Linked DNA regions of Homo sapiens: region 2 is linked to region 1. Evidence: read pairs that join two places in POLR2A ChIA-PET (ENCODE). Cell type or tissue: PC-9. All regions are shown on one strand. Links, peaks and the distances in the headings refer to the core of each region. The heading gives the core; the rest is flanking DNA.

Region 1 (15,593 bases), core at 8,673-11,172:
TTTGAATGGCTTCCTTAGGATTTGGGGTTATTTATTTTAAGACCTTCCATTGCAAGGAACAGAAACCAGTTAGAGCCATTTAAGTGATAAGGATGCAAAGATGTCACACAGAACCAATAGGAAAGGCCAGAAGCAGACACCAAGAATGGTGAGGAACCCAGGCAAGGCATGACCCTGGTGTGCATAGAGTACCTGCCCCACACTGCCCCACGCTGGGGGCAGCTGTCACCTGGAACTGTTCACATCTATTTGCAAAATCCTGGGGAAGAAATCCTCCAGCCTGACCAATATGGTGAAACTCCATCTCTACTAAAAACACAGAAAAATTAGCCAGGTGAGGTGGCGGTGCCTGTAATCCCAGCTACTCGGGAGGCTGAGGCAGGAGAATCGCTTGAACCCGGGAGGCAGAGGTTGCAGTAAGGCGAGATCACGCCACTGCACTCCAGCCTGGGCGACAGAGTGAGACTCCATCTCAAAAAAAAAAAATGGAAATCCTGATAGGTTCAGGCCAACCGCCCACTCTGATCAGGGAGTAAAAATGCAAAACTTGACTGCTGGTTTAACCCCTTGTGAGACTGAAGATGGCAGGTCTCAGAAAGAGAGAAAACCTTGGCATTTGGCTGAGCAGTCATTGCAACAAGCTTTCACTCATATGTGTGTCCACCTAGCTGCTTGTGTGAGTCAAGTGCAAGGTGGTCCTATGCCCCGGTTACCAAGACAGGTGGCAGAGAGAAGGTGCCATGGCAGTTGGGAGGAACCCTGGCTGAGAAAGCTCAAAGGACCAGTCATTTTCCTGCTGGAGCTGGAACCTGGACTGATGGAGCAGCTGTGAGTCTTCATCTTCAAAATTTATTGGTCTACCTGGGTTCAAGCAAATACCCTGCTCTACCCCGCATAAGCTCTGTGCTCTGGGGAAGATGTGCCACCAGAGGGCTGTGTGACCATGAAATAAGGACAGATGCGGAGCATTAAAGCAGGTCTTGACACACCAGAAATGCCCATGAACGTGGGCTGTCATTCATGGGCCAGCTGGTGGTGACTGCTGGTGCATAATCTTATGCTTATCTGCAGGGGCACTTTGGTGCCTGCCATTTTCCTCTTATGACCCCTGAAATGCTTTGGCCACATAGGCGGGCTTGCATATTGAGTCGAATGGCCCATAGCTCTGTAGGATAGTAACAGTTGATCACACTTAAAACATTCTATCTGCCTTGGCTAAGAGCTGGTGCTGCTGAAGTTGGAGTTGGTAATTCATTTTATTGACTTTTAGGCTCTCTCTCCTAAAGCCAGTTTCTTAATCTCCCTTTGTACCCTGGTGCCAGACACTTGACATTCTCTAAATACTAAGCATACAAAATGCAAGGCCCCGTGCAGAAGCCGTAACAGCGGCAGCTTGGGATTCACCCTCAGTGACCCTGAGCCAGACACAGAGCCAGGTGGGCCAGCACGTAGAAGTATGGGGCAAGGTGTGCTGCGGTCACAAAGGGGTTTTGGACAAGTGGGGGTGGAGCTACAGCAGCAGCAGCTTTTTTCTACCCCAGAGACTTCACTGCTTCTCTTCTGAGCTTTCTGTGATCCAGAGTTGATTTTCTTGGTTCTCTCTCCCCATAAATGCTCCTTGTCCTTAGTTTCTTCCCTCCCCAGTGATGGAGAAAATCTTACCCTGGGCCTATCATCTATAGCTGACATCTGGGCCTCCTTGGAGAGACAGGGCCTACTCTCAAGGAACACTCTGTGAGAGGCCATAGACTGGGTGGAGAATTCAAGCCGTGATTCCTGGAAACTTCACATGCACATTAATATGGTGACATACCACATAATCTCCTGATCTTTCACCATTCACACTACTCTATGACTTGCTTTTCCATTTAGCAAATATAGAGATATTTGTATGCTAGTGTGTACAGGCCCATCTTATGTCTCTAAATTGATCTTCCACAATAGGGATACTTATAAGACAAAGTGGCACAGTTCTTTCCTAGGAAGGAATGTTTAGCCTTCCATGCATGAGAGTGCCCATTTCCCTACATCTAAGCCGACACTGTTCTTATCAAATGTGTCTATCTTTACCAATGTAATAGATGTTCCAATTTTCATTTTTAAAATTGACGCTCTTTGATCTGCCTTCATGTTCCTATGGATAGTTTAACCCTGAAAAGGTTAAACTTTCAGATCGTGAAGCAGGTGTCTCCTGCTCATAGTGACAGGAGAAATGGAAGAATGACCAGCTGTGTGACAAACCAAAACTCCAGGGACCTAGACATCTAAGGGGTGTGCCCACCTAGACATCCGAGGGGTGTGCCCACCTAGACATCCGACGGGTGTGCCCACCTAGACATCCGACGGGTGTGCCCACCTAGACATCCGAGGGGTGTGCACACTTAGATATCTGAGGGATGTGCTCACTGTTTTCTCATGGGACAGCTAAGCAAATGAAAAGTATTTGTAAAAACTGAATTCATAATGAAGTTTACTGATAGGAACAATAAAAGAAAATGGTTTGACAGTGGCTAAACTGTACAGGGCAAGACTCTGATGCCAGAACAGTGGGCGCGGCAGGGATCATGCACAATATTGACACTCACAGAGGCAGAGGTCCTCGCTGTGCCTCTCATCAATATAGGAAATCTTACAATATTTGCAAGGGAAAACGTTCTGGTGAATCCAATCTTAGCAAATTTACAATGGAAATGTGAAAAAATGAAAACGGTTCATCTTTAATACGTAGAAAACTGACCAAGAAACAGAAGTTAGCTTAATGGAGTTTACTCCAGAAACTCTATTCTTGGTAAAGAATCATCAGTGATCTAATTCTGGACACTACACATCGGTTTTTGCATGGGCATGTGCTTTCATGTCTCTTGGGTAAATACTTAGGGGTGGAATGGCTGGATCATACGGTGGGTGTAAGTTTTGACATACAAATGCATCCCCGAAGCAATCACCACAACCAAGAGAGTGAACACGTCCGTCACTCCCTAAAGTTTCCTTGTGGCACTTTGCAATCCCTCCAGCCTGTCCCCTCTCCTGCCCCAGGCAATGTCTGGTCTGCTTTGTCTTATATCAATTTGCTTTTCTCATAATTTTATATGAATGAAACCCTATAGCAAGCCCTTTTTAAAATCAATCTTCTTTCACTCAGCATAATCATTTTGAGATTCATTTTGTGTATCGGTGATTTATTTCTTTCCATTGCTGAGTATTTCATCACACGGCTATACCACAGTTTGTTTTCCTATCTACCTGTTGATGGACATTGGATTGTTTCCAGTCTGGGCTATTACAAATGAAGCAGCTATGCGCACTCAAATACAGGGATTTGTATGGGCATACATGTTCATATCTCTTGGCTAACCATGTGTGTGAGGAATGGCTGGTAGGTATATGTTAAAAAGCACTTTTTGAAAAACATTGAGTGTTTTTTCAAAGTGATTGCAACATTTCACAGTCCCACCAGCAGTATATGAGAGTCCCGACTCTTCCACATCCTTGACAAGATTTGGTATGGTCAGTCTTTTTTATTTTCTTTTATTATTATTATACTTTAAGTTTTAGGGTACATGTGCACAATGTGCAGGTTTGTTACATATGTATGCAAGTGCCATGTTGGTGTGCTGCACCCATTACCTCGTCTTTTAGCATTAGGTACATCTCCTAATGCTATCCCTCCCCCCTCCCCCTATCCCACAACAGTCTCCGGAGTGTGATGTTCCCCACCCTGTGTCCAAGTGTTCTCATTGTTCAGTTCCCACCTATGAGTGAGAACATGTGGTGTTTGGTTTTTTGTCCTTGCGATAGTTCGCTGAGAATGATGGTTTCCAGTTTCATCCATGTCCCTACAAAGGACGTGAACTCTTCATTTTTTATGGCTGCATAGTATTCCATGGTGTATATGTGCCACATTTTCTTACTCTAGTCTATCGTTGTTGGACATTTGGGTTGGTTCCAAGTCTTTGCTATTGTGAATAGTGCCACAATAAACATACGTGTGCATGTGTCTTTATAGCAGCATGATTTATAATCCTTTGTGTATATACCCAGTAATGGGGTGTCTGGGTCAAATGGTAGTTCTAGTTCTACATCCCTGAGGAATCGCCACACTGACTTCCACAATGGTTGAACTAGTTTACAGTCCCACCAACAGTGTAAAAGTGTTCCTATTTCTCCACAACCTCTCCAGCACCTGTTGTTTCCTGACTTTTTAATGATTGCCATTCTAACTGGTGTGAGATGGTGTCTCACTGTGGTTTTTACTTGCATTTCTCTGATGACCAGTGATGATGAGCATTTTTTCATGTGTTTTTTGGCTGCATAAATGTCTTCTTTTGAGAAGTGTCTGTTCATATCCTTTGCCCACTTTTTGATGGGGTTGTTTTTTCTTGTAAATTTGTTTGAGTTCATTGTAGATTCTGGATATTAGTCCTTTGTCAGATGGGTAGATTGCAAAAATTTTCTCCCATTCTGTAGGTTGCCTGTTCACTCTGATGGTAGTTTCTTTGGCTGTGCAGAAGCTCTTTAGTTTAATTAGATCCCATTTGTCAATTTTGGCTTTTGTTGCCATTGCTTTTGGTGTTTTAGACATGAAGTCCTTGCCCATGCCTATGTACTGAATGGTATTGCCTAGGTTTTCTTCTAGGGTTTTTATGGTTTTAGGTCTAACATTTAAGTTTTTAATCCATCTTGAATTAATTTTTGTATAAGGTGTAAGGAAGTGATCCAGTTTCAGCTTTCTACATATGGCTAGCCAGTTTTCCCAGCACCATTTATTAAATAGGGAATCCTTTTCCCATTTCTTGTTTTTGTCAGGTTTGTCAAAGATCAGATGGTTGTAGATATGTGGCATTATTTCTGAGGGCTCTGTTCTGTTCCATTGATCTATATCTCTGTTTTGGTACCAGTACCATGCTGTTTTGGTTACTGTAGCCTTGTAGTATAGTTTGAAGTCAGGTAGGGTGATGTCTCCAGCTTTGTTCTTTTGGCTTAGGATTGACTTGGTGATGCGGACTCTTTTTTGGTTCCATATGAACTTTAAAGTAGTTTTTTCCAATCTTGTGAAGAAAGTAATTGGTAGCTTGATGGGGATGGCATTGAATCTATAAATTACCTTGGGCAGTATGGCCATTTTCATGATATTGATTCTTCCTACCCATAAGCATGGAATGTTCTTCCATTTGTTTGTATCCTCTTTTATTTCATTGAGCAGTGGTTTGTAGTTCTCCTTGAAGAGGTCCTTCACATCCCTTGTAAGTTGGATTCCTAGGTATTTTATTCTCTTTGAAGCAATTGTGAATGGGAGTTCACTCATGATTTGGCTCTCTGTTTGTCTGTTATTGGTGTATAAGAATGCTTGTGATTTTTGTACATTGATTTTGTGTCCTGAGACTTTGCTGAAGTTGCTTATCAGCTTAAGGAGATTTTGGGCTAAAACAATGGGGTTTTCTAGATATACAATCATGTCATCTGCAAACAGGGACAATTTGACTTCCTCTTTTCCTAATTGAATACCCTTTATTTCCTTCTCCTGCTAATTGCCCTGGCCAGAACTTCCAACACTATGTTGACTAGGAGTGGTGAGAGAGGGCATCCCTGTCTTGCGCCCGTTTTCAAAGGGAATGCTTCCAGTTTTTGCCCATTCAGTATGATATTGGCTGTGGGTTTGTCATAGATAGCTCTTATTATTTTGAGATACATCCCATCAATACCTAATTTATTGAGAATTTTTAGCATGAAGGGTTGTTGAATTTTGTCAAAGGCCTTTTCTGCATCTATTGAGATAATCATGTGGTTTTTGTCTTTGGTTCTGTTTATATACTGGATTACATTTACTGATTTGCGTATGTTGAACCAGCCTTGCATCCCAGGGATGAAGCCCACTTGATCATGGTGGATAAGCTTTTTGATGTGCTGCTGGATTTGGTTTGCCAGTATTTTATTGAGGATTTTTGCATCAATGTTCATCAAGGATATTGGTCTAAAATTCTCTTTTTTGGTTGTGTCTCTGCCAGGCTTTGGTATCAGGATGATGCTGGCCTCATAAAATGAGTTAGGGAGGATTCTCTCTTTTTCTATTGATTGGAATAGTTTCAGAAGGAAGGGTACCAGCTCCTCCTTGTACCTCTGGCAGAATTAGGCTGTGAATCCATCTGGTCCTGGACTTTTTTGGTTGGTAAGCTATTGATTATTGCCACAATTTCAGAGCCTGTTATTGGTCTATTCAGAGATTCAACTTCTTCCTGGTTTAGTCTTGGGAGGGTGTATGTGTAGAGGAATTTATCCATTTCTTCTAGATTTTCTAGTTTATTTGTGTAGAGGTGTTTGTAGTATTCTCTGATGGTAGTTTGTATTTCTGTGGGATCGGTGGTGATATCCCCTTTATCATTTTTTATTGGGTCTATTTGATTCTTCTCTCTTTTCTTCTTTATTAGTCTTGCTAGCGGTCTATCAATTTTGTTGATCTTTTCAAAAAACCAGCTCCTGGATTCATTATTTTTTTGAAGGGTTTTTTGTGTCTCTATTTCCTTCAGTTCTGCTCTGATTTTAGTTATTTCTTGCCTTCTGCTAGCTTTTGAATGTGTTTGCTCTTGCTTTTCTAGTTCTTTTAATTGTGATGTTAGGGTGTCAATTTTGGATCTTTCCTGCTTTCTCTTGTGGGCATTTAGTGCTATAAATTTCCCTCTACACATTGCTTTGAATGTGTCCCAGAGATTCTGGTATGTTGTGTCTTTGTTCTCGTTGGTTTCAAAGAACATCTTTATTTCTGCCTTCATTTCGTTATGTACCCAGTAGTCATTCAGGAGCAGGTTGTTCAGTTTCCATGTAGTTGAGCAGTTTTGAGTGGGTTTCTTAGTCCTGAGTTCTAGTTTGATTGCACTGTGGTCTGAGAGACAGTCTGTTATAATTTCTGTTCTTTTACATTTGCTGAGGAGTGCTTTACTTTCAACTCTGTGGTCAGTTTTGGAATAGGTGTGGTGTGGTGCTGAAAAAAATGTATATTCTGCTGATTTGAGGTGGCGAATTCTGTAGATGTCTATTAGGTCCGCTTGGTGCAGAGCTGAGTTCAATTCCTGGGTATCCTTGTTAACTTTCTGTGTCGTTGATCTGTCTAATGTTGACAGTGGGGTGTTAAAGTCTCCCATTATTATTGTGTGGGAGTCTAAGTCTCTTTGTAGTCACTAAGGACTTGCTTTATGAATCTGGGTGCTCCTGTATTGGGTGCATGTATATTTAGGATAGTTAGCTCTTCTTGTTGAATTGATCCCTTTACCATTATGTAACGGGCCTTCTTTGTCTCTTTTGATCTTTGTTGGTTTAAAGTCTGTTTTATCAGGGACTAGGATTGCAACCCCTGCCTTTTTTTATTTTCCATTTGCTTGGTAGATCTTCCTCCATCCCTTTATTTTGAGCCTATGTGTGTCTCTGCATGTGAGATGGGTTTCCTGAATACAGCACACTGATGGGTCTTGACTCTTTATCCAATTTGCCAGTCTGTGTCTTTTAATTGGAGCATTTAGCCCATTTACACTTAAAGTTAATATTGTTATGTGTGTATTTGGTCCTGTCATTATGATGTTAGCTGGTTATTTTGCTCGTTAGTTGCTGCAGTTTCTTCCTAGCCTTGATGGTCTTTACATTTTGGCATGTTTTTGCAGTGGCTGGTACCGGTTGTTCCTTTCCATGTTTAATGCTTCCTTCAGGAGCTCTTTTAGGGCAGGCCTGGTGGTGACAAAATCTCTCAGCATTTGCTTGTCTGTAAAGCATTTTATTTCTCCTTCACTTATGAAGCTTAGTTTGGCTGGATATGAAATTCTAGGTTGAAAATTCTTTTCTTTTTCTCTTTTTGGTAGCACAGTGAGTGGAGTTTATTTTTATAATTTGTAGAAAATTGACATTTATATTTCAAAACTTATATTACAAAATTATCAGCAGCAGTCTTAAGCATTTCAACAATGCTGATAGATTCCACTTTGCTAACACAAACAAGGCTATTATACCATGTTCGAAAAGCAAGACTTGTTCCAAGAGGGCCTATTATCATACATCTGCCTCACTGCTCAGGACCCGTTTGTGACTGTGTCTTCTTCCATCTCTTCTTCACCATCACCAGTGGGCCCCGATTTGCGTTCTCTGCCAGGGATCTGACCAGACTGCAGCAACCCCTTCAGCCGCTCCACTTCAGCCAGAGTTGAAGCATTTGCTATAGCATTCTTGATTGTTTCTACATCCCCTGGCGATGGCCCACCTTTCTTTTTGTCAGTTGGCAAACCAGCACCTGGATTAAAAGTTTTGCTTCTCCTGGCAATATCCTTTGCAAGCTGTGCACCCCGTTTGCCCTTGAACATTTTCTCTGCTTCCTGACGCTCTTTTAGTTTCACTTTCTGGAAATCCAGTACTCTGACTTGCGGAACTTTATAAATCACATACAATCTGTAATGCTTCTTATTGGTTACCAGATTTCTTAGGATACTTAGGTAAGTCAGCGATTTGAGAGATGCCAGAGGGTCCAGATCACCCAGTTCCACGAGCCTATTATTGGTGAGAATGAGTTCTGTCAGACAGGGCAGAGCCTGATCAAGTCCCTCACCTATACGGCATATTCTGTTGTTGTTCCCTAACAATGTTTTCAGTCTTCTCAACAAAGGAAAACCATCCAGTTTCCTGATCTCATTGTCAGAAAAATCAATAGCATCAAACTGGTCTAACGTAGCACCTAGATTTTCAATGACGGGAATTTTATACCCCCGGAGGTCCAGCTCCCGGTCGCGCACTGCGTTGGTGTACTGCGCCGCCTGCTCGATCAGCTCCGCCGTCAGCTTGACCATCCTGCAGCCTCCGGTTCCCCCGCGCTGTGGAAAGCTGAAAATTCTTTTAAGAATGTTGAATATTGGCCCCCACTCTCTTCTGGCTTGTAGAGTTTCTGACGAGAGATCCGCTGTTAGTCTGATGGGCTTCCCTTTGTGGGGAACCCAACCTTTCCCTCTGGCTGCCCTTAACATTTTTTCCTTCATTTCAACTTTGGTGATTCTGACAATTATGTGTCTTGGAGTTGCTCTTCTCCAGGAGTATCTTTGTGGCATTCTCTGTATTTCCTGAATCTGAATGTTGGCCTGCCTTGCTAGATTGGGGAAGTTCTCCTGGATAATATCCTGCAGAGTGTTTTCCAACTTGGTTCCATTCTCCCCGTCACTTTCAGGTACACCAATCAGATGTAGATTTGGTCTTTTCACATAGTCCCATATTTCTTGAAGGCTTTGTTCGTTTCTTTTTATTCTTTTTTATCTAAACTTCCCTTCTTGCTTCATTTCATTCATTTCGTCTTCCATCACTGATACCCTTTCTTCCAGTTGATCGCATCGGCTCCTGAGGCTTCTGCATTCTTCACGTAGTTCTCGAGCCTTGGCTTTCAGCTCCATCAGCTCCTTTAAGGACTTCTCTGCATTGGTTATTCTAGTTATCCATTCGTCTAATTTTTTTTTCACAGTTTTTAACTTCTTTGCTATTGGTTTGAATTTCCTCCTGTAGCTTGGAGTAATTTGATCATCTGAAGCCTTCTTCTCTCAGCTCGTCAGTCATTCTCCGTCCAGGTTTGTTCCGTTGCTGGTGAGGAGCTGTGTTCCTTTGGAGGAGGAGAGGCGCTCTGCTTTTTAGAGTTTCCAGTTTTTCTGTTCTGTTTTGTCCCCATCTTTGTGGTTTTATCTACTTTTGGTCTTTGATGATGGTGATGTACAGAAGGGTTTTTGGTGTGGATGTCCTTTCTTTTTGTTAGTTTTCCTTCTAACAGACAGGACCCTCAGCTGCAGGTCTGTTGGAGTACCCGGCCATGTGAGGTGTCAGTCTGCCCCTGCTGCGGGGGGTGCCTCCCAGTTAGGCTGCACGGGGGTCAGGGACCCACTTGAGGAGGCAGTCTGCCGGTTCTCAGATCTCCAGCTGCGTGCTGGGAGAACCACTGCTCTCTTCAAAGCTGTCAGACAGGGACATTTAAGTCTGCAGAGGTTACTGCTGTCTTTTTGTTTGTCTGTGCCCTGCCCCCAGAGGTGGAGCCTACAGAGGCAGGCAGGCCTCCTTGAGCTGTGGTGGGCTCCACCCAGTTCGAGCTTCCCGGCTGCTTTGTTTACCTAAGCAAGCCTGGGCAATGGCGGGTGCCCCTCCCCCAGCCTCGCTGCCGCCTTGCAGTTTGATCTCAGACAGCTGTGCTAGCAATCAGCGAGACTCCGTGGGCGTAGGACCCTCCGAGCCAGGTGCGGGATATAATCTCGTGGTGCGCCGTTTTTTAAGCCCGCAGGAAAAGCACAGTATTTGGGTGGGAGTGACCCGATTTTCCAGGTGCGTCCGTCACCCCTTTCTTTGACTCAGAAAGGGAACTCCCTGACCCCTTGCACTTCCCGAGTGAGGCAATGCCTCGCCCTGCTTCAGCTCGTGCACGGTGCGCTGCACCCACTGTCCTGCGCCCACTGTCTGGCACTCCCTAGTGAGATGAACCGTCAGATGGAAATGCAGAAATTACCCGTCTTCTGCGTCGCTCACGCTGGGAGCTGTAGACCGGAGCTGTTCCTATTGGGCCATCTTGGCTCCACCCCCCTGGTCAGTCTTTTTAATTTTAGTCATTCTGATAGGTGTGTGATAATATTTCACTGTGGTTTTAATTTGCATTTGCTTAATGACTGGTGATGTTAAGCATATTTCCTGTGCTCATTGTCATCCATATATCTTCTTTGGGGAAGTGTCTGTTCAAATCTCTTGCCTATTTAAAAACTTCTGTTGTCATCTTTTTATAGAGTTTTGAGAGTTCTTTTTACATGCTGAGTGTAAGTTCTTTGTCAGCTGTATGCATTGTAAATGTCTTCTCCAAGTCAGAGCTTGCTTTTTAATTCTCTAAATGGTGTCTTTTGGAGCTCAGCAGTTTTAAACTTTGAGGGAGTACAACTAATCACTTTATTCTTTATTGTTACATATTATTTGGTATATCTATTCATTTATTTAGGACTTCCTCAGTTCTCTCAGCAATGTTTTATAGTTTTGAGTGTGCAGGTTTTTCACATATTTTGTCAGAATTATTTATTTATCAGAATTATTTATAAGTATTTCATATTCTGATACTCAATTGTTGATTCCTAGTATACAGAAATACAGTTGATTTTTGTGTGGTTATCATGTATCTTGAAATCATGGATCATGCTTTTGGTGTGTGATCTAAGAGATTTTTGCTTAACCCAAGGTCACAAAAATGTTCTTTTATGTTTTATTCTAGAAATGTTAGAATTTTAGGTTTTTCACTTAGGTTTATGATCCATTTTGAGTTAATTTTTGTATTTCGCATGAACTTGGATTGAATTTTTTTTTTTTTTTTTCCTGAGACATAGTTTCACTCTTGTTGCCCAGGCTGGAGTGCAGTGGCATGATCTCAGCTCACTGCAACCTCTGCCTCCCGGGTTCAAGTGATTCTCCTACCTCAACCTCCTGAGTAGCTGTGATTACAGGCACTCACCACCACGCGTGGCTAATTTTTTTGTATTTTTAGTAGAGATGGGGTTTCACCATGTTGGTCAGGCTGGTCTTGAAATCCTGACCTCAGGTGATCTGCCCATCTCAGCCTCCCAGAGTGCTGGGGATTATAGGCATGAGCCATCGTGCCCGGCTGAAAATTCTTTGGTATATGATGTCCAATTGCTCCAGCACTATATGTTGAAAAGATTTTCCTTTTTCCATTGAAATGCCTTTGTACCTCTGAAGAAAATCAGTCGTTCATATATGTCTGGTTCTGCTTTTGAGCTATTTTGTTCCTTTCATGTATTTGTTTATCTTGACACCAGTACCACACCATCTTACTGCAAATGGGTTTATAATAAGTCTGGAAATCAGGTAGTATACATCTTCCAACATCTGTGTTTTCTTAAAGCTGTTTTGGCGGGTTTAGGTCCTTTATATTTTTCCATATGAGTTTTAGCATCAGTCTGTTGATTTCTACAATAAAAATTCTGGCCGGGCTCGGCGGCTCATGCCAGTAATCCCAGCACTTTGGGAGGCCGAGGTGGGTGGATCATGAGGTCAGGAGATCGAGACCATCCTGGCTAACAAGGTGAAACCCCATCTCTACTAAAAATACAAAAATTAGCCGGACATGGTGGTGCACGCCTGTAATCACAGCTACTCAGGAGGCTGAGGCAGGAGAACGGCGTGAACCCGGGAGGCAGGGCTTGCAGTGAGCCGAGATTGTGCCACTGCACTCCAGCCTGGACAACAGAGCGAGATTCCGTCTCAAAAAAAAAAAAAAAATTCTGCTGAGATTCAGAAATCCCATTACTGGGTATACATCTAAAGGAATATAGATTTCAACAGGAAATCAGTACGTTAAAGAAATATTTGCATTCCTTTGTTCATTGCAGCACTGTTAACAATAGCCAAGATATGGTATCAACCTAAGCATCCATCAACAAGATGAATGGATCAAGAAAATGTGATATATATACACAGAGGAATACTACATAGCCATCAAAAGGAGATTTTATTATTTGTGAAAATGTGGATGAACTGGAGGACATTAGGTGAAATAAGCCAGATACGGAAAGATACATGCTGCATGATGTCACTTATATGTGGAATGTAGTAAAGTCTAAGTCATAGAAACAGAGTAAAATGGTGGTTTCCAGAGGCTGGGGGGTGGGAAGATTGGGAGACTTTGGTCAAAGGACACAAAATTTCAGTTATTCAGGAGCAGTAAGTTCAAGACATGTATTACACATCATGGTGACTATAGTTAATAACAATGTATTGTACACATAAAAATTGCCAAGAGAGTGGATTTTAAGTGTTTTTACTATAAAGAAAATGAAATGATAATTATGTGAGATAATGTTAAATAGCTTGATTTAGCCATTCCACAATGGATACATATATCAAAACATCATGTTGTATATCAGAAATATATACAATTTTTGCTTGCCAATTGAAAGAATTAACTTAAAAGAATCTGCTGATGTTTTCATTGGATTGTGTTGAATTTGCAGGTCAATTTGGGAAGACATGACACCCTAACAATACTGCGTCCTCTGAGTCATGAGCTCAGTGTATCTATTCATTTATTTCGTGTACTGTGTCCTCTGAGTCATGAGCTCAGGGTATCTATTCATTTATTTAGGGTACTGCGTCCTCTGAGTCATGAGCTCAGGGTATCTATTCATTTATTTAGGGTACTGCGTCCTCTGAGTCATGAGCTCAGGGTATCTATTCATTTATTTAGGGTACTGCGTCCTCTGAGTCATGAGCTCAGTGTATCTATTCATTTATTTAGGGTACTGCGTCCTCTGAGTCATGAGCTCAGGGTATCTATTCATTTATTTAGGGTACTGCGTCCTCTGAGTCATGAGCTCAGGGTATCTATTCATTTATTTAGGGTACTGCGTCCTCTGAGTCATGAGCTCAGTGTATCCATTTATTTAGGGTACTGCGTCCTCTGAGTCATGAGCTCAGGGTATCTATTCATTTATTTAGGGTACTGCGTCCTCTGAGTCATGAGCTCAGGGTATCTATTCATTTATTTAGGGTACTGCGTCCTCTGAGTCATGAGCTCAGGGTATCTATTCATTTATTTAGGGTACTGCGTCCTCTGAGTCATGAGCTCAGTGTATCCATTTATTTAGGGTACTGCGTCCTCTGAGTCATGAGCTCAGGGTATCTATTCATTTATTTAGGGTACTGCGTCCTCTGAGTCATGAGCTCAGGGTATCTATTCATTTATTTAGGGTACTGCGTCCTCTGAGTCATGAGCTCAGGGTATCTATTCATTTATTTAGGGTACTGCGTCCTCTGAGTCATGAGCTCAGGGTATCTATTCATTTATTTAGGGTACTATGTCCTCTGAGTCATGAGCTCAGGGTATCTATTCATTTGTTTAGGGTACTGTGTCCTCTGAGTCATGAGCTCAGTGTTTCCATTTATTTAGGTTACTGTGTTCTCTGAGTCATGAGCTCAGTGTGTCTATTCATTTATTTAGGGTACTGCGTCCTCTGAGTCATGAGCTCAGGGTATCTATTCATTTATTTAGGGTACTGTGTCCTCTGAGTCATGAGCTCAGGGTATCTATTCATTTATTTAGGGTACTGTGTCCTCTGAGTCATGAGCTCAGTGTATCCATTTATTTAGGGTACTGTGTCCTCTGAGTCATGAGCTCAGTGTGTCTATTCATTTATTTAGGGTACTGCGTCCTCTGAGTCATGAGCTCAGGGTATCTATTCATTTATTTAGGGTACTGTGTCCTCTGAGTCATGAGCTCAGGGTATCTATTCATTTATTTAGGGTACTGTGTCCTCTGAGTCATGAGCTCAGGGTATCTATTCATTTATTTAGGGTACTGCGTCCTCTGAGTCATGAGCTCAGGGTATCTATTCGTTTATTTAGGGTACTGCGTCCTCTGAATCATGAGCTCAGTGTATCTATTCGTTTATTTAGGGTACTGTGTCCTCTGAGTCATGAGCTCAGGGTATCCATTCATTTATTTAGGGTACTGTGTCCTCTGAGTCATGAGCTCAGGGTATCTATTCATTTATTTAGGGTACTGTGTCCTCTGAGTCATGAGCTCAGTGTATCCATTTATTTAGGTTACTGTGTCCTCTGAGTCATGAGCTCAGTGTGTCTATTCATTTATTTAGGGTACTACGTCCTCTGAGTCATGAGCTCAGGGTATCTATTCATTTATTTAGGGTACTGCGTCCTCTGAGTCATGAGCTCAGTGTATCTATTCATTTATTTAGGGTACTGCGTCCTCTGAGTCATGAGCTCAGGGTATCTATTCATTTATTTAGGGTACTGCGTCCTCTGAGTCATGAGCTCAGGGTATCTATTCATTTATTTAGGGTACTGCGTCCTCTGAGTCATGAGCTCAGGGTATGTATTCATTTATTTAGGGTACTGCGTCCTCTGAGTCATGAGCTCAGGGTATCTATTCATTTATTTAGGGTACTGCGTCCTCTGAGTCATGAGCTCAGGGTATGTATTCATTTATTTAGGGTACTGCGTCCTCTGAGTCATGAGCTCAGGGTATCTATTCATTTATTTAGGGTACTGCGTCCTCTGAGTCATGAGCTCAGGCTATCTATTCGTTTATTTAGGGTACTGCGTCCTCTGAGTCATGAGCTCAGGGTATCTATTCATTTATTTAGGGTACTGTGTCCTCTGAGTCATGAGCTCAGGGTATCTATTCATTTATTTAGGGTACTGTGTCCTCTGAGTCATGAGCTCAGTGTATCCATTTATTTAGGGTACTGTGTCCTCTGAGTCATGAGCTCAGTGTGTCTATTCATTTATTTAGGGTACTGCGTCCTCTGAGTCATGAGCTCAGTGTATCTATTCATTTATTTAGGGTACTGCGTCCTCTGAGTCATGAGCTCAGGGTATCTATTCATTTATTTAGGGTACTGCGTCCTCTGAGTCATGAGCTCAGGGTATCTATTCATTTATTTAGGGTACTGCGTCCTCTGAGTCATGAGCTCAGTGTATCTATTCATTTATTTAGGGTACTGCGTCCTCTGAGTCATGAGCTCAGGGTATCTATTCATTTATTTAGGGTACTGCGTCCTCTGAGTCATGAGCTCAGGGTATCT
Region 2 (15,593 bases), core at 6,539-9,038, 170 kb before region 1:
AGTGCTCACACCTGTAATTCCAGCACTTTGGGAGGCCAAGGCTGGGGGACTGCTTGAGTCCAGGAGTTCAAGGCCAGCCTGGGCAACACAGGGAGAACTCCTCCCCCCACATCTCTACAAAAAAATAAATTGAAAACAAAAAACAAAACTAGCCATTTGTAGTTCCCAACTACTTAGCAGGCTGAGGTGGGAGGATTGTTTGAGCCTGGGAGGTCAAGGCTGCAGTGAGCCATGATTGCACCACTGCACCCAGCCGGGTGAAAGAGTGAGACCCTGTCTTAAAAATAAATAAATTAATGAATTAAACAAAACAGGCCTCACTTTCCTCAGGGAACCCTGGATCCTCTCCCTACCCCGGACACAGTAGGTTCAGTTGGGTGAGTTCTCTGCTTTCCTCTAAACATGTTATGCTCACACTTGGCCCCCAGGGTTTGCACTCAGGGTGCCCAACTCACAGCCATACTGCAAAGTCCCATTTCCTCCTTGAGTCCTTTGCTGATATGCCCTGGTTTACACTGATTCCTACCCTGGCTTTCTTTAGACCCAAAGACATTTAGGCAAGGGCGGATGGGCCATGTTGCTAAGGAGGCTTACACTTGAGGGCCCCTTAACTTGGACAGTCCCCTCCAAGACTGTGTGGCTAATTTTTATTTATAATTTTGTATTGTCTTAAGAAGATCATTTAAATTGTAAAAGCCTCAGGCCCCACGCAATCTGGGTCTGTCCCTGAATTTAGACATTAATTTATATTCTTTTCTTGAAGGATTTTCTAACTGGTTAATGTACAACAAACCTGTTTTCTCAACTTAGTATGAGCTTCTTTGCTAAATAATGCTGTGCAGTATACAGTGTGGTGGTTGAAAGGGTCATCAGTAGAGTCCCACAGACCTGTGTCCAAAGGTCACTTCTGCCGTTTCCTAGAGATGTGGCTTTTGGGCAAGTTTAAATTTTCATCTTCATTGATCTTCAGCTTCCTCAGCTGTTAAATGGGAATGATTATGGTGAAGCTTGCATTATGACTTTCAGAGGCCCAAGGAACTTTTGCCTTCATAGGCCCCTTTCTCCATGAAAATGATTACCAACTATATTTTGTGACTGTGTTGGTAAAAAGGCTAATATAATTCAACAGGGATTCTGTTCTTTTTTTTTCCTTTCTGATGCTAAAATAAACAAAAACATTTTCATGAGCCCCTAATAGTGTCATGGACCCTTGACATAGTGCCTAGTGAGCCTAATGGATAAGTTGACCCTGATTATAGAGCACACAGAGAAGCCTGGTGAATAATAAATGAGACAGTGTACATACAACATTCGACAAAGTGCTGGTGTGTATTAGGTGTTCAGCGGACGTCAGATATTACTTTTGTTATTATTATATGCCTCTTTCATATAGAAATGCTTACTAAATGGGATTGAATAGAGCTTATTTTACACTAAACCATTTGTAGCAATGGGAGTTTGGAAACAGATATCACTTTCTTATATATTATTATAGAATGTCAATTAAAGCTTTTCTGCTTCCCGACTTGGTACCCATCCTGTATTTACAAGCAGTTATTGCCTACGGACCAGGTGCTTAGATGTCTTGAATTTCAACAGAGCTCCTTAAACACTAGGTTCCCAAGCTCCACTCAAGAGATTCTGACTCAGTGGCTCTGGAGGGAGATCTGAAAATAAGTACTTAAAAAAATCTTACTCCCTTGGTGATTTTGAAGAGCAGCTAAATTTGTTGGAAACCACTATCATAGGCAAGCCGGTAGAGGTCAGTGACAGCTGAAAGAGTGGTATACGGGGGCATTAGCTTACCTCTTCCTAAACTCTGTAACACTCACCCTCAATCACTGCAAATAAAATGAAGTGTCTGCTATGCAAATGCAGCTTCCAGACAAGTCCCCTACGCACTCCCTTCCCAATCAGATTGTACCACTAGCCCCCCTTAGTAAAGTAATTTTGGAGCAGTCTGCAGAAGAGATATAATTCATATTGTAGCTTTCAAGGAACTTCCAGGATAGAGATCAACACAAAACCAAGGTAGCATACTTTTAAGATTTTAAGGACCAAATGGGTACTGTGGACATTGAGCACTCAGAAGAGGAAGCAATCATGATAGACTGAGTTGCTGGGGGAGCCTCAAAGTGAAGAGTGACTTATGTTGAATCATGAAAGAAGGTGGACCTGAGACATTGAGACACGAAAAAAAGAATAATAGACTGGGGGTTAGGGGATGCAGGAATAAAACTGGCTTTGCCACACGCTAGCTGGGTGTCTTTGAAAATGAAGATATGAAAAAATGTAAACCTGTCAACACCTATTCCAAACAAGAGAAACCTGGTATAAAAATGCTAATATTTGCAAAAATACAATTTAAGACAAAAAAGCATTATTAAGAATAAAGAGGGGGCCGTGTGCGGTGGCTCACACCTGTAATCCCAGCACTTTGGGAGGCCGAGGCGGGCAGATCACAAGGTCAAGAGATCGAGATCATCCTGGCTAATATGGTGAAACCCTGTCTCTACTAAAAATACAAAAAATTAGCCGTGCCTGTAGTCCCAGCTACTTGGGAGGCTGAGGCAGGAGAATTGTTTGAACCCAGGAGGCGGAGGTTGCAATGAGCCAAGATTGCGCCACTGCGCTCCAGCCTGGGCAACAGAGCGAGACTCCGTCTAAAAAAAATAAAAAATAAAAAAATAAAGAGGGATACAACACCCTGATAAGGAACAGTTCACCAAGAGGATAGAATCATCATGTACTTGTATGCACTAAAAAAAGAAAAAATGTCCTGGAATATGTTAATTCTCAAACTGGGAGAATTGACACATGCACATCAGATAATGATGGATGAACTATTTAAAACATAATAAGGACAAAGAATAAGTGATTTGAACAAGAAGGAAAAACCAAGGCACAGAGCAATGAAATAACTTGCCCAAGGTCTTGTAGCTAGTAAGTGAAGAGCTGGGATCCAGACCCAGGAAATCTGCTTTTATGCCACCCTCAGCTAAAGTTTCATCTTGAGTGATAGAGCCTTAAAATGTGTTTACACCAAAAAGAAATATTAAGGATAAGTCAATTAAGCATTTAATATACAATTCAAGAAGTTAGAAAAGAAAGAAGAGGCCGGGCGCAGTGGCTCAAGCTTGTAATCCCAGCACTTCGGGAGGCTGAGGTGGGCAGATCACGACCTCAGGAGTTTGAGACCAGCCAGGCCAAAATGGTGAAACCTCTTCTCTACTAAAAATACAAAAATATTAGCTGGGCATGTTGGCCCGTGCCTGTAATCCCAGCTACTTAGGAGGCTGAGGCCGGAGAATCGCTTGAACCTGTGAGACGGAGCTTGCAGTAAGCCGAGATCATGCCACTACACTCCAGCTTGGGCGACAGAGCGAGACTCCATCTCAAAAAAAAAAGAAGAAAAGAAAAGAAAGAAGAAATATCCAAAAGGAAAGAGAATGCAAAGTAAAAACAAGAATAAAAAAGAAGCTGGGCACAGTGGATCACACCTGTAATCCCAGCACTTTGGGAGGCTGAGGGAGGGCAGATCTCTGGAGCCTAGGAGTTGGAGACCAGCCTGGGCAACATGGCGAAAACCCATCTCTACAAAAATTACAAAATTAGCCAGGATGGGAGACATGCATGTATGGTTCCAGTTACTCGGGAGGCTGAGGTGGGAGGATCACCCAAGTGCAGGAAGTTGAGGCTGCAGTGAGCCATGAAAATGGTAACTATGTGAGGTGATGGATATGTCAATTAATTTTGTTGTGGTGATCATTTTACAATCACATATTGATATATGTATCAATATGTTTTGATACATATATCAAAACATCAAGGCCAGGTGTGGTGGCTCACACGTGTAATTCTAGCATTTTGGGAGGCTGAGGTGGGAGGCTTGCTTGAGCCCAGAAGTTGGAGACCAACCTGGGCAACATAGTGAGACCCTGTCTCTATAAATAAATAAATAAATAAAATAATAAGAAAGTTTGAAGGGTCATTTTGTTTTATAGTATACATATAATCATATAACTTTGCTATTTGCATATGGAGGGCGACAGTGAATATTCATTATCAAGAAGGGCTTTGGATTCAGAAAAGGTCGGATTTTTTATTCCAATTGAAAATGGTCTGGAAATACACATGCACAGTTGTTTGTCCTCGTTCACTGTCTCTTTCTTTCTCTCTCTCTCTCTTTTTTTTTTTTTTTTTGAGACGGATTTCACTCTGTTGCCAAGGCTGGAGTGCAGTGGCACAGTCTCGGCTCACTGCAACCTCTGCCTCCCAGGTTCAAGGGATTCTCCTGCCTCGGCCTCCCGAGTAGTTAGGATTACAGGCATGTGCTGCCACGCCCAGCTAATTTTGCATTTTAGTAGAGACAGGGTTTCTCCATGTTGGTCAGGCTGGTCTCAACCTCCCAACCTCAGGTGATCCGCCCGCCTCGGCCTCCCAAAGTGCTGGGATTACAGGCATGAGCCACCGCCTCCCACCTGCAGTTGGCTGTTTGTTGTTTTTTTGTTTCTTTGTTTTGTTTTTTTATGCTGCCCCGCCCCCTCTGGTTCTTTGTTTTACAGAAAAAAACAGGCCCAAATTGAAGGCTATTCTTTGACATAACTGGCCAACACTCTTCAAAAATGTTAATGTTGTGAAAATAAAGATTGAGAAACCATTAATGCTAATTTCCTGATATTAATCATTGAATATTTATTATTAATTAGTCTGAAACTATGTTATAATAGTTACTACGTATACATAGACTATGTAGAAACTTTGTGCTCCATTGCTAACAGAGTGCACATTGATGCAATTTCCCTGAAGGATAATTTGGCAATACCCTTCAAAAGCAGAAACGTACATACTTTTTGATCAAAAATTCCGCTTATAAGCAATTGTCCTACAGAGTTGGTTTCACATGTGTGAAATGGTTTAAATAAAATTGCGTATTCATTATAAGGGCAGCAGGCCAGGCGTAGTGGCACAAACCTGTAATTTCAGCACTTTGGGAGGCCGAGGTGGGCAGATCACTTGAGGTCAGAAGTTCCAGACCAGCCTGGGCAACATGGTGAAACCTCGTCTCTGCTAAAAATACAAAAATTAGTCGGGCGTGGTGGCACATACCTGTAATCCCAGCTATTCAGGAGAGTGAGGCAAGAGAATCGCTTCAACCTGGGAGGTGGAAATTGCAGTGAGCTGAGCTCATACCTTTGCCCTCTAGCCTGGGCGACAGACTTAGACTCTATCTCAAAAGAAAAAAAGAAAAAAGACATTGTAAGGGCAGAGTTTGGAAGCAATGTACATAACAGTAATGGGATTTTTTTTTTTTTTTTTTTTTGAGATGGAGTCTCCCTCTGTCACCCAGGCTGCAGTACAATGGCGCGGTCTCAGCTCACTGTACCCTCCGCCTCCTGGGTTCAAGTGATTCTCCTGCCTCAGCCTCTGGAGTAGCTGGGATTACAGGCGCCCGCTACCATGCCTGGCTAATCTTTGTATTTTTAGTAGAGACGGGGTTTCACCATGTTGGCCAGGCTGGTCTGGAACTGCTGACCTCGTGATTCGCCTGCCTCGGCCTCCCAAAGTGCTGGGATTACAGGTGTGAGCCACTGCACCCGGCCAGTAATGGGATGGTTTTAAGTAAATTATGATATACTTTTAAAATATAGTAAAATGGACACAATAGATTCCTATAAATGTACTTTTCTGGAAAGAATCCCAAGAATAGGGTTATTATTAACAGAAAAAAGTAAAGCATAGAACATTTGGTAGAATATGCCCCTATTTGTGTGTGGGAAAAGGTATATGTGTATGTATGTATATGCATTTATTTTATTATGCACCTATCTATATTTTGTATGCACATATACACATATATTTGTATACTTCTGTATATGTTTATATACATATATTTGTATACATTGGTATATGTATATATTTGTAAATTAATAGGATAGCTCTCTAATGATGCCTAAGAAAGTTGAGAAAATTTTGGCCTCAGAAAGGAACTGAGTTGCTGGAAGAGAGAGGGTAAGGGAGACTTACCTCAGTATTTCCAGTATTTCACTTTGTGTTTTGTGCAAAATATGAGTATTCCTATCTTTAAAAAATTAATTAATAAAAATACTATGTAGAATGTTAGAGAGCCAATATGAAATCAATAGAAAAGAGTGAACATTTTTTAATAACATCAGTGCAAGCAGATGGAGAAGGAACTTGTACTGAACAATTCTCCAAATATAGAAATAATTTGATTTTTTTTCTCCAAAGGCAGAAGAACAAGGGGCAGGAAGCCAGAGAAAGTTAGACAAACATGGCATGTTCAGAAATCTGTTTCCAGCTTAAAGGTTATCTTTTTATAGGATGAGGATTATCACGTGATCCATTTCTTCTTTTTCAAAACCAAAGTAAAGTGGTTAATTTTATGGTATATAAATTATACCTCAATTTAATAAATACATTAACTTTTAAGATGTTAAGGATGATGATACATTCATCGGCCATCATATTAGCCGGGCGTAGTGGCATGTGCCTGTAATCCCAGGTACTGCAGAGGCTGAGGCAGGAGAATTGCTTGAAGCTGGGAAGCCGAGGTTGCAGGGAGCCGAGATCGTGCCACTGCACTCCAGCCTGGGTGACAGAATGAGACCCTGTCTCAAAATAAATAAATAAATAAAATTTAAAAAATCAAAATTACTATATAATAATAGTTAAAATAAAAAGTTTAATACCAAAAAAATTTATTTAGCAATAAAATGAAAGAAAGTTTGTTTTTTTTTGAGACAGAGGTTTGTTCTGTCGCCCATGCTGGAGTGCAGTAGTGTGCTCTCAGCTCACTGCAACCTCTGCCTCCCGGGTTCTAGTGATTCTCCTGCCTCAGCCTCCCAAGGAGCTGGGATTACAGGTGTGTGCCACCACACCCAGCTAATTTTTGTATTTTTAGTAGAGACCGGGTTTCACCACGTTGGCCAGGCTGGTCTCGAACTCCTGACCTCAAGTGATCCCCCCTGACTCACCTCCAAAAGTGCTGGAATTACAGGCATGAGCCACCGTGCCCAGCCAGAAAGGGAAGTATTGATACCTGCAACAACTTGGATAAATCAGAAAGGCATTATGCTAACTGAAAGAAGCCAGTGTTCAAGATTAGAGGCTGTCAGACTCCGTTCACATGACATTCTCAAAGACAAAACTATAGGAAGAAAGAACAGGTTAGTGGTTTTCGGAAGCTAGGGCCAGGTGAGTATGAAGGGAGAACAGGAGGGAGTTTTTAGGGAGTGATGGAATTGTTCTGTATCCTTATCATGGTGATCTGCTGGGTGCGGTGGCTCACGCCTGTAATGCCAGCACCTTCAGAGGCCGAGGCGGGCGGATCACTTGAGGTCAGGGGTTCAAGACCAGCCTGGCCAACATGGTGAAACTCTGTCTCAATTAAAAATACAAAAAATTAGCCGGGCATGGTGGCAGATGCCTGTAATCCCAGCTGCAGGGGAGGCTGAGGCCGGAGAATTGGTTGAACCTGGGAGGCGAAGGTTGCAGTGAGCCAAGATCATGCCATTGCACTCCAGCCTGGGCAACAGAGTGAGACCCTGTCTCAAAATAAATAAATTAATTAATTAATTAAATTTAAAAACTCAAAACCACTACATAATAATATTTAAAATAAAAAGTTTAAAAAGCAAACAAAAAACCCCAAATAGAGTTGTATCAACGAGGTTTTGCTTGTGATTTGATTTTGTGGCCGTAATTGTCCTGTTCTCTTTCAACACAATAACCCTAACCCTCTCCCTGTTTCTTTCAGAAAGAGCGAGGGAGTAATTCTAGCCTGTTTTTACAAGAACACAGTGGCTATAGACAGTAAGTACTCTCCCATGTGAAAGCACCAGCTAATTAGACTTTGGTGGATGGTCATGACGTACCCAGTGACATGCTTTTACAGTTCGTTGTCATTGTTCTAGGTGCCAGTGTGAAGATGACTCAGCAAACGTGGAGAACCAAAGATTCTAGGGCAGCACCAAAACTGGGAAAGCAATTACAGCAGAAGTTGCCTTCCCCATGGTAGCTTAGCAACTTCGTGTCTCTCCAAGGCAGAGAGGAAAATCAAGTCTAACAGGCCTTCCCGAAGGCTAGGTGTGAAATACCAGAAGCCATCTTTGTTTCTGGCGATGTCACTAAATAAGTATTTGTTGATATAAAGTATTACACATCTGTTCTCCCACATTTCAGCTAAATTGCCAAAAGTTAACCCTTTCTGGAGATCCAGAATGGAGCAATATACCTAGCTCTCATTCATTATTTCCCTTGCTGATATTCTTGCATAGCTTTTAGTTTATGCATTTGTCCCAAATAAACCTAGAAAAAGCCACTTGTCGTAGGACAAGATGAGCTGATGATTTGAATCACTCCCCCACTGAGGAAGAAACCATCTGTGGAAAAGACTGTATAAGGTACTTCCTGGTTGAACGGTAGGGCTCTGGAGTCAGAAGTCTTGAATTTGAATCCCAGCCCTGAAATGTATCAGCTGTGTGCCCTTAGGTAAGTAACTGAACTTCTCTGGCTTCAGATCCCTCTGTGTGTGTGTGTGTGTGTGTGTGTGTGTGTGTGTGTGTGTGTTTTGTTGTCGTTGTTGTTATTGAGACAGAGTCTCACTTTGTCGCCCAGGCTGCAATGCAGTGGCGCTATCTCAGCTCACTGCAACCTCTACCCCCCGGGTTCAAGCGATTCTCATGCCTCAGCCTCCCAAGTAGCTGGGACTACAGGCGCCCACCACCATGCCTGGCTAATTTTTTGTATTTTTAGTAGAGACAGGGTTTCACCATGTTGGCCAGGCTGGTCTTGAACTCCTGACCTCAGGTGATCAGCCTGCCTTGCCCTCCCAAAGTGCTGGGATTACAGGCGTGAGCCACCGCAATTGGCCCTCTCTGTTCATTGTAGGTGCTGAAAGGAACCCAGTGAACTAGTGATAATACTTATCATGTACCTAGTGCCAGGTCTGATGCTTAATTCATATTCAGAAAGTAGAAGCAATTTTCATGTGATAGGTCATTAATGCCAATTTTATGTATCTGCAAATGAGGATGTGGGGGGTTCCAGGAAGTTATTTAAATGCTTTTGGTGCACAGTTCCTTTACCCTGCCTAGGGTTACCTACAACATACCTTTGGGGAACTTTGCCTGCTTCTTTGCTAGGCTGGGGTCCCATTCTCTTGGATCCTCTGCTAATCTGCCGATCAATCTTGTAGAGATTGCAGAGATGTTAATGACTTTATTTGACTTTTCTACTTAGAGACAGATAGATTAAGAAGTGTTTCAGGCTGTGGCCAGCTGGGACCATTCAGCAGCCTTCAGGGAACGCCTCTTTTAGCACAGGTCAGCCTGGCAGCCTGGGCTGTGGCCCCTGTGTGAATTGGCCTCTTGCACTAGAGATGGTTGGGTGGGTGGCTGAGGCTGCCTTCTCATACTCCAGGGTCTTTGTTCATATTTATGACACCTACATTTCTGCTTCCCTTTCTTACTTCTCCCTTCCCAGATCGGAGTGGAATAGAGCTCATTAAAGCTTTATAGGGGTAGTGCCAATAGAGAACTTTAGGTCTGGGGAAGAATCATTAGTAAAGATCGACCGTGTGCTCTGGGTGCCTTTAGGCAGCCACTGTTTCCATTGGTGTTTAATATTTATTGCTTTCTCATAATCTTCCAGCTGCTATCTTGTCACTGTTAGGAAGACTGGGGAAAATGTCCTATGGATATTTATTTTCTACCACATATTTAGTATATCACTTGAAAGTTTGAGTTCTGTGTTTCTTATATAACTTATGAATAATAAAATAAAAATCATCACTATTGCTTTCAGGCCAGATATACTTTTATTGCACAACATGTATTACGTACAAGAATATCACAAGATTTGGAAATGTTAGTCCTAGAAGAGTTTGACACAACGCAATGATAAGACAGTATGAAAAATGGAGCTATGAATAAAAAAGAATCCATAAGTCCCCAGAGCCTATGAGTATGTTATGTTGCATAGTGATGTAGTTTGGATGCCTGTCCTCTCCAAATCTCATATTGAAATGTGATCCCCAGTGTTGGAGGTGGGGTCTGGTGGAAGATGTTTGAATTATAGGGGCTGATTCCTTATGAATGGTTTGGTACCCACCCCGTGGTAATGAGTGAGCTCTCATTCTGGTAGTTTCTGTGAGAGCTGGTTGTTTAAAAGAGCCTGGCACCTCCCCTTCCTCTCTTGCTCCCTCTCTGTCTTGCCATGTGACACTCCTGCACCCCTTTACCTTCTGCCATGATTGGAAGCTTCCTGAGGCCCTCACCAGAAACCAATGCCTACACCATGCTTCCTGTACAACCTGCAGAGCCCAAATAAACCTCTTTTCTTTATAAATTAACCAGTCTCAGGTATTCCTTTATAGCAATGCAAATGGACTAACACACGTAGCGAGGAGGAATTAAGGTTGCACATGGAATTAAGGCTCCTAATGAGCTGACTTTAAGATAAGGAGATTATCCTGGATTATCTGCATGGGCCCAGTGTAATCACAAGGATCCTTTTAGTAGAAGAGGGAGCCCAAAGAGTGAGGCAGAAAGAGATTTGAAGATGCTACCTGCTGTCTTTGAAGATGGAGGAAAAGAGCCACAAGCTAAGGAATGCAGAAATTGGAATAGAAAAAGGCAAAAAACACAGATTCTCCCCCAGAGCCTCCAGAAGGAATGTAGTCCTGCCAACACCTTGATTTTAGCTCCATGAGACCCAGTTCAAACTTCTGACCTCCAGAACTACAGGGTAATAAATTTGTGTTGGTTTATGTCAACAAGTTTGTGCTAATTTGTTGCAGCAGCAGTAGGAAACTAATACACTACTGCTGAGGGCTTATGTCAATAAAGACAATACTGATATGAAAATACCTGTAATATAATTACAAACACAAATATCAAGTGCTTAGTGGACAAGGAGAGAAGAGCCTTCCCCCATGCAGAGTTCAGATGTTGCTTGATGATGGAGTTTACATGGGAAATTATATTATAAGTTACAGGTATTTAATATGTATAGCAACCCCATGACATAGTGACTGTCTGCAATTTAGAGAGGAGGAAACAGATAAGAGAAGTTGTACCATGACCCACAGCTAGTTAATTGAAAGAACTAGGATTTATAACATGCATTGACTGTATCCATAGCCTGTTGTTTCAGCCACTGGGCAATTTTGCCTCTCGCTTCAATGGTTGGTCAAGGGGATATGAATGGGTCATCAACAGTATCTACTAAATACCTCAAATCAACATGCGCCAAACTGAATTCATGATCTTAACCTCCAAGACTGCTCTTTCTCCTGGGTTTCCTGCCTCACTAAATGATCTCACTGCCAACCCAGAACCTTGAGCCTTTTCAGTATTACGCTAGATTCCTCCCTTTCCTAAACCATCCATATCACGTCTGTCACCAAGTCTTGTCAATTCCACCTTTAAGCTTTTCTCAAATCCACCCAGTCTGTGCCTTCCACCACCAATACATAATCTCAGGCTACCACCATCTCTCACCTGGATGCCTCATTGGTCTTTCCAACTCCCGTCTCCAGACTTTGTCTCTTCTAATCCATTTGCAATAAAACAATCAAAGTGGTCTCCAGAAACATACATTCAATTATGCATCTTATCTGCTAAAAACCATTCAGTGACTTTCCCTGAGGATAGAGGCCACAAGTCCTAACAGGTGTTTCTAGACATTCCAGGACCTTGCACAACTTCACACCTTATTCCTTTCCTGTTCAACAATTCCCTAAAAAATGTGTCTTTTCCCTTCACCTACAGACATACTTTCTACCCTCAGTCCTTCAAATATGCCATGCTCTCTCCACTCTCAGGGCCTTTGCTCACCCTCTCTTCCTCTAGTTATGACTTACGATCCCTGAGATCAAAATTACAAGTCATTTCTTTAAGAAAGTCTTCTCTGATCTCCTTTTCTTTTCTTTTCTTTTTTTCCTTTTATTATACTTTAAGTTCTGGGATACATGTGCAGAACGTGCAGGTTTGTTACACAGGTATACACGTGCCATGGTGGTTTGCTGAACTCATCAACCCATCATCTACATTAGGTATCCTAATGCTGTCCCTCCCCCAGCCCCCCACCCACCATTAGGCCCTGGTATGTGGTGTTTCTCTCCCTATGTCCATGTGTTCTCATTGTTCAACTCCCATTTATGAGTGAGAACATGTGGTGTTTGGTTTTCTGTTATCTGTATGATTCCCACAGCATCTGGTATGTCCTTATCATGGTATTTCTCACCCTGAATTGTAAGCTGTTTACCTGTCTAGATCCATCTCCCTCTCCATAACTGAGAGCTCTGTTAGGTAAGAACTGTATCAGACTTGATCATTGTTGTATCATCAGTACACAGTACTACCTGGCACATAGTATATACCTATGGAGCAGATAAATACCATTGTTCACTGAGTGAGGGAAAAAAAGTTTTCTGCATCCTATGGCAAAAGTGATAAACATGTAAATCTGGCTGGCTATTGACTGTCTCCCAAATGCCTGAAATCTGAGAGTTCAAAGCAGTTTTTTTCTTTAAACACCACATACCAAAGAAAAGGCCTCTCTTTGAAGTCAGCCTAGGAAGCCCAGGGCCAGGAGAAAGTGTGGTATGAATAGGCCTACCTCCCACCTGCTGCTGGAGGAATTTATCACAACTCTGAAGAGTATCCAAGAAGATACGTTTCCCGGAAAATCAAACCAAAGATCTTTCCAGAGCCCTGACTTTTAGTAATCCAGTACAATCGGTCTATTCATCTTTCTGGTAATGATTTCTTTCCCCCTCAAAGCACTCAATTCATTTTCCATCACTGACATGTAATCCAGAAATAATAGAGGTTAGTCTTGTATAACTCATATCCAAAAAGGGAAAGTGCCAACACCCTGAAAGAAAAGCTCTGAATTAAGTATTCCCAAAAATAATTCTCAGCAGATCTGGGGGATGTGAAAAGGCCTATTCAGTTGTCGATGATAATTCTTTTTGCTGTTTATTATAAATGTGGTTCCCCGATAGAAAGCGTTGAGTTTAAAAACACTACTCTGGCACAGTCCTTGTAATTACATCCCAGGATTCAAATCTGAAAATTGTTTCTAGTTCTATTTTCTAATAAAGTCTTACTCAGTGGTGCTAATACTTGAAATTGGTCTTTAAGAACTCTTAAAAAAAAAAAAAAAAAGGACCAGGCGTGGTGGTGCATGCCTATAATCCCAGCACTTTGGGAGGCTGAGGCTGGTGGATCACCTGAGGTCAGGAGTTCAAGACCAGCCTAGCCAACATGGTGAAACCCCATCTCTACAAAAATACAAAAATTAGCCAGGCATGGTGGTGGGCGCCTGTAATCCCAGCGACTCAGGAGGCTGAGGCAGGAGAATCGCTTGAACCTGGGAGGCAGAGGTTGCTGTGAGCCAAGATCATGCCACTGCACTCCAGCCTGGGAAACAGAGTGAGAATGTGTCTCAAAAAAAAAAAAAAAAAAAAAAAGAACTTTAAACTCCCACTGTGTGGCAATGCACAGTCAAACACATGATCAGACCCCCAGTGAGCATGTATCAGGAGTGAGAAATAAATCTTTGTTGTTTTAGCCATTAGGATTTGGGGATTCTTTGTTTCTATAGAAGTAATAATTTCCTATCAATCCTTTGACTTAAAAGCCACTTCAGAAGTGAACAGAAAAATCAGGCAGCTTGGAGAAAAAAGAAAGCCCAGTTCTATTACTGAAAGGGCTAGTTTGGAGAATAAAGCATAGACATTAGACAAAATCGGGTTCCCTAATAACTTCCCTCTAAATTGATCCAACCCATCCCAAACTTTAGGTCTCTCCACTGTAGGGCCAGATCCTGATATAAAAAGCGTATTACTTCATGGAGATTCAGAAGGAGGGGTTCTTGAGGAGAGGCAGGACAGAGAAACAGAATACAGCAAAGGGACTCAGCTGAGCACGCTCTGTTCCTTCTCCCTACTCTTCAACGAGACACGGCACTCCTCCCCGGAAGTATTCCCACACTTTCCCTTCCTGAGGAGAGGAACTTCTTTCCCTGCATTGAAAAACTCACAGTTGAAACAATGGAAAGTTGATCCATTTAAGCCCAAAGTAAGGTGGGAGGAACACGCAAGGCCTTCTTGCACCTTAAACTATTTTTGAATTTGTAGTTACTACAATTATGTAGTGTGACATCTATCCTAGGACGTGGATGGTTCAAAGGCATCTATTTTCAAGGAAAGCAGGATCCTGTACTGTTTCCGAAGCTGTGAGAAGCTGGATCAAATAAAACTATATCTGGGTAATAATAGCTTTATCTGGCCAGGTGCAGTGGTTCACGCCTGTAATCCCAGCACTTTGGGAGGCCAAAGCAGGTGGATCACCTGAGGTCAGGAGTTCAAGACCAGCCTGGCCAACGTGGTGAAACCCTGTCTCTACTAAAAATACAAAAATTATCTGGGCACGGTGGTGCACCCCTGTAATCCCAGCTATTTGGGAGGGTGAGCTATGAGAATTGCTTCAACATGGGAAGCAGAGGTTACAATGAGCTAAGATTGCACCACTGCACTCCAGTCTGGGCAACAGAGCGAGGAAAAGTCCTTAAAAGACAACCTGAATAGAGGGACGTGAGAGGGAAAGAGGCAGTCCTATTATTTCGGCTTAATGAAAGAGGGCCCTGGGCCTGAGGACAGGCGTACCAGCCTCAGGTGTTGTGGTAGCAGATGATAGAAGCCCACGTCCTCTTCTCATCTGCTTTCCTCAGCAGCTGCCTCCTTCATTTACCAAATGAAGTTTAACAGGATGCACTGAAATCCAAGATTTTCTTTTAGGTTTCATTATAGAAGTAGTATGGAATTTGGCTTTAAGTTAATGACAAAGAAGTGTATTGCTGAGGAATGGGACACCACTGACGCTGAGCAGTTTTAAGCAAGAGGAGAAGCATGATGTAGTGACGCCTTGGAAAAAACAACCAACTCATCCTATGATTGTCATGTGGAATCTATCAACTGAGTAACAAACGTGTTTGACTTCCAAAGCCATAAAATGCCTTTGGCATCTGCCAATTGTAAAACTGTCTGGCTCTCTCTATTTTTCTCTCTCTTGTAGAAAGTCAGGATACATAGATAGATAGATAGATAGATAGATAGATAGATAGATAGATAGATAGATAGATCAGGATACATAGATAGATAGATAGATAGATAGATAGATAGATAGATAGACAGACAGACAGATAGATAGATAGATGGTATATAGATAAAGATAGGAAGGGAGGAAGAAAAAGGGGGTGTCTTTTAAAAAAATTTATAGAGTATATAACAAATTGAGTCATTTTTGGTCAAATGTCTTTTTTATGTGCAACAGCTAAGAAATCACAAGCTCATCATGTGAAGAGGAAGAGTTTGGCAGCTCATCTTAAATTGTAATTATCTTCTTTGCATGAATCCTGGAGAAAAGGTCTGCATATCAGTTTATTTTTATAAAACCGTCTGGTTCTGCTGATGGTAAGACATCACTTGGATGAGCTACACAGAAGCTAAGGAACTGTCAGGGTAGGCCCACATCATTGGTATTGCTATTGAGATGTAACTT

What was found. Peaks named below come from ENCODE experiments on the same cell type or tissue, not always from the same donor. Only the 100,000 strongest peaks of a DNase experiment are listed, where the experiment ranks them.
Region 2: POLR2A ChIA-PET joins it to region 1 with 5 read pairs; 2 of 35 experiments call an interaction of 5 or more read pairs at or near these places.

The regions. Positions count from the first base shown.
Region 1 is chr2:113,651,134-113,666,726 of GRCh38, reverse strand. It overlaps the pseudogene SNRPA1P1. Among named protein-coding and RNA genes, the nearest start is that of RABL2A, 32 kb to the right of the region's middle. RefSeq lists an enhancer at 10,296-10,853. In PC-9, for the core only: no CTCF peak of the experiment used is centred there; no DNase peak of the experiment used is centred there; H3K4me3 peaks cover 1,254 bases.
Region 2 is chr2:113,823,773-113,839,365 of GRCh38, reverse strand. ACTR3-AS1 (ACTR3 antisense RNA 1) reads left to right here. Exons shown (of 5, transcript NR_110174.1): 4 at 7,781-7,836; 5 at 7,938-8,183. Among named protein-coding and RNA genes, the nearest start is that of ACTR3, 59 kb to the left of the region's middle. RefSeq lists an enhancer at 7,391-8,590. In PC-9, for the core only: no CTCF peak of the experiment used is centred there; a DNase peak (open chromatin) is centred at 8,095; H3K27ac peaks cover 1,241 bases.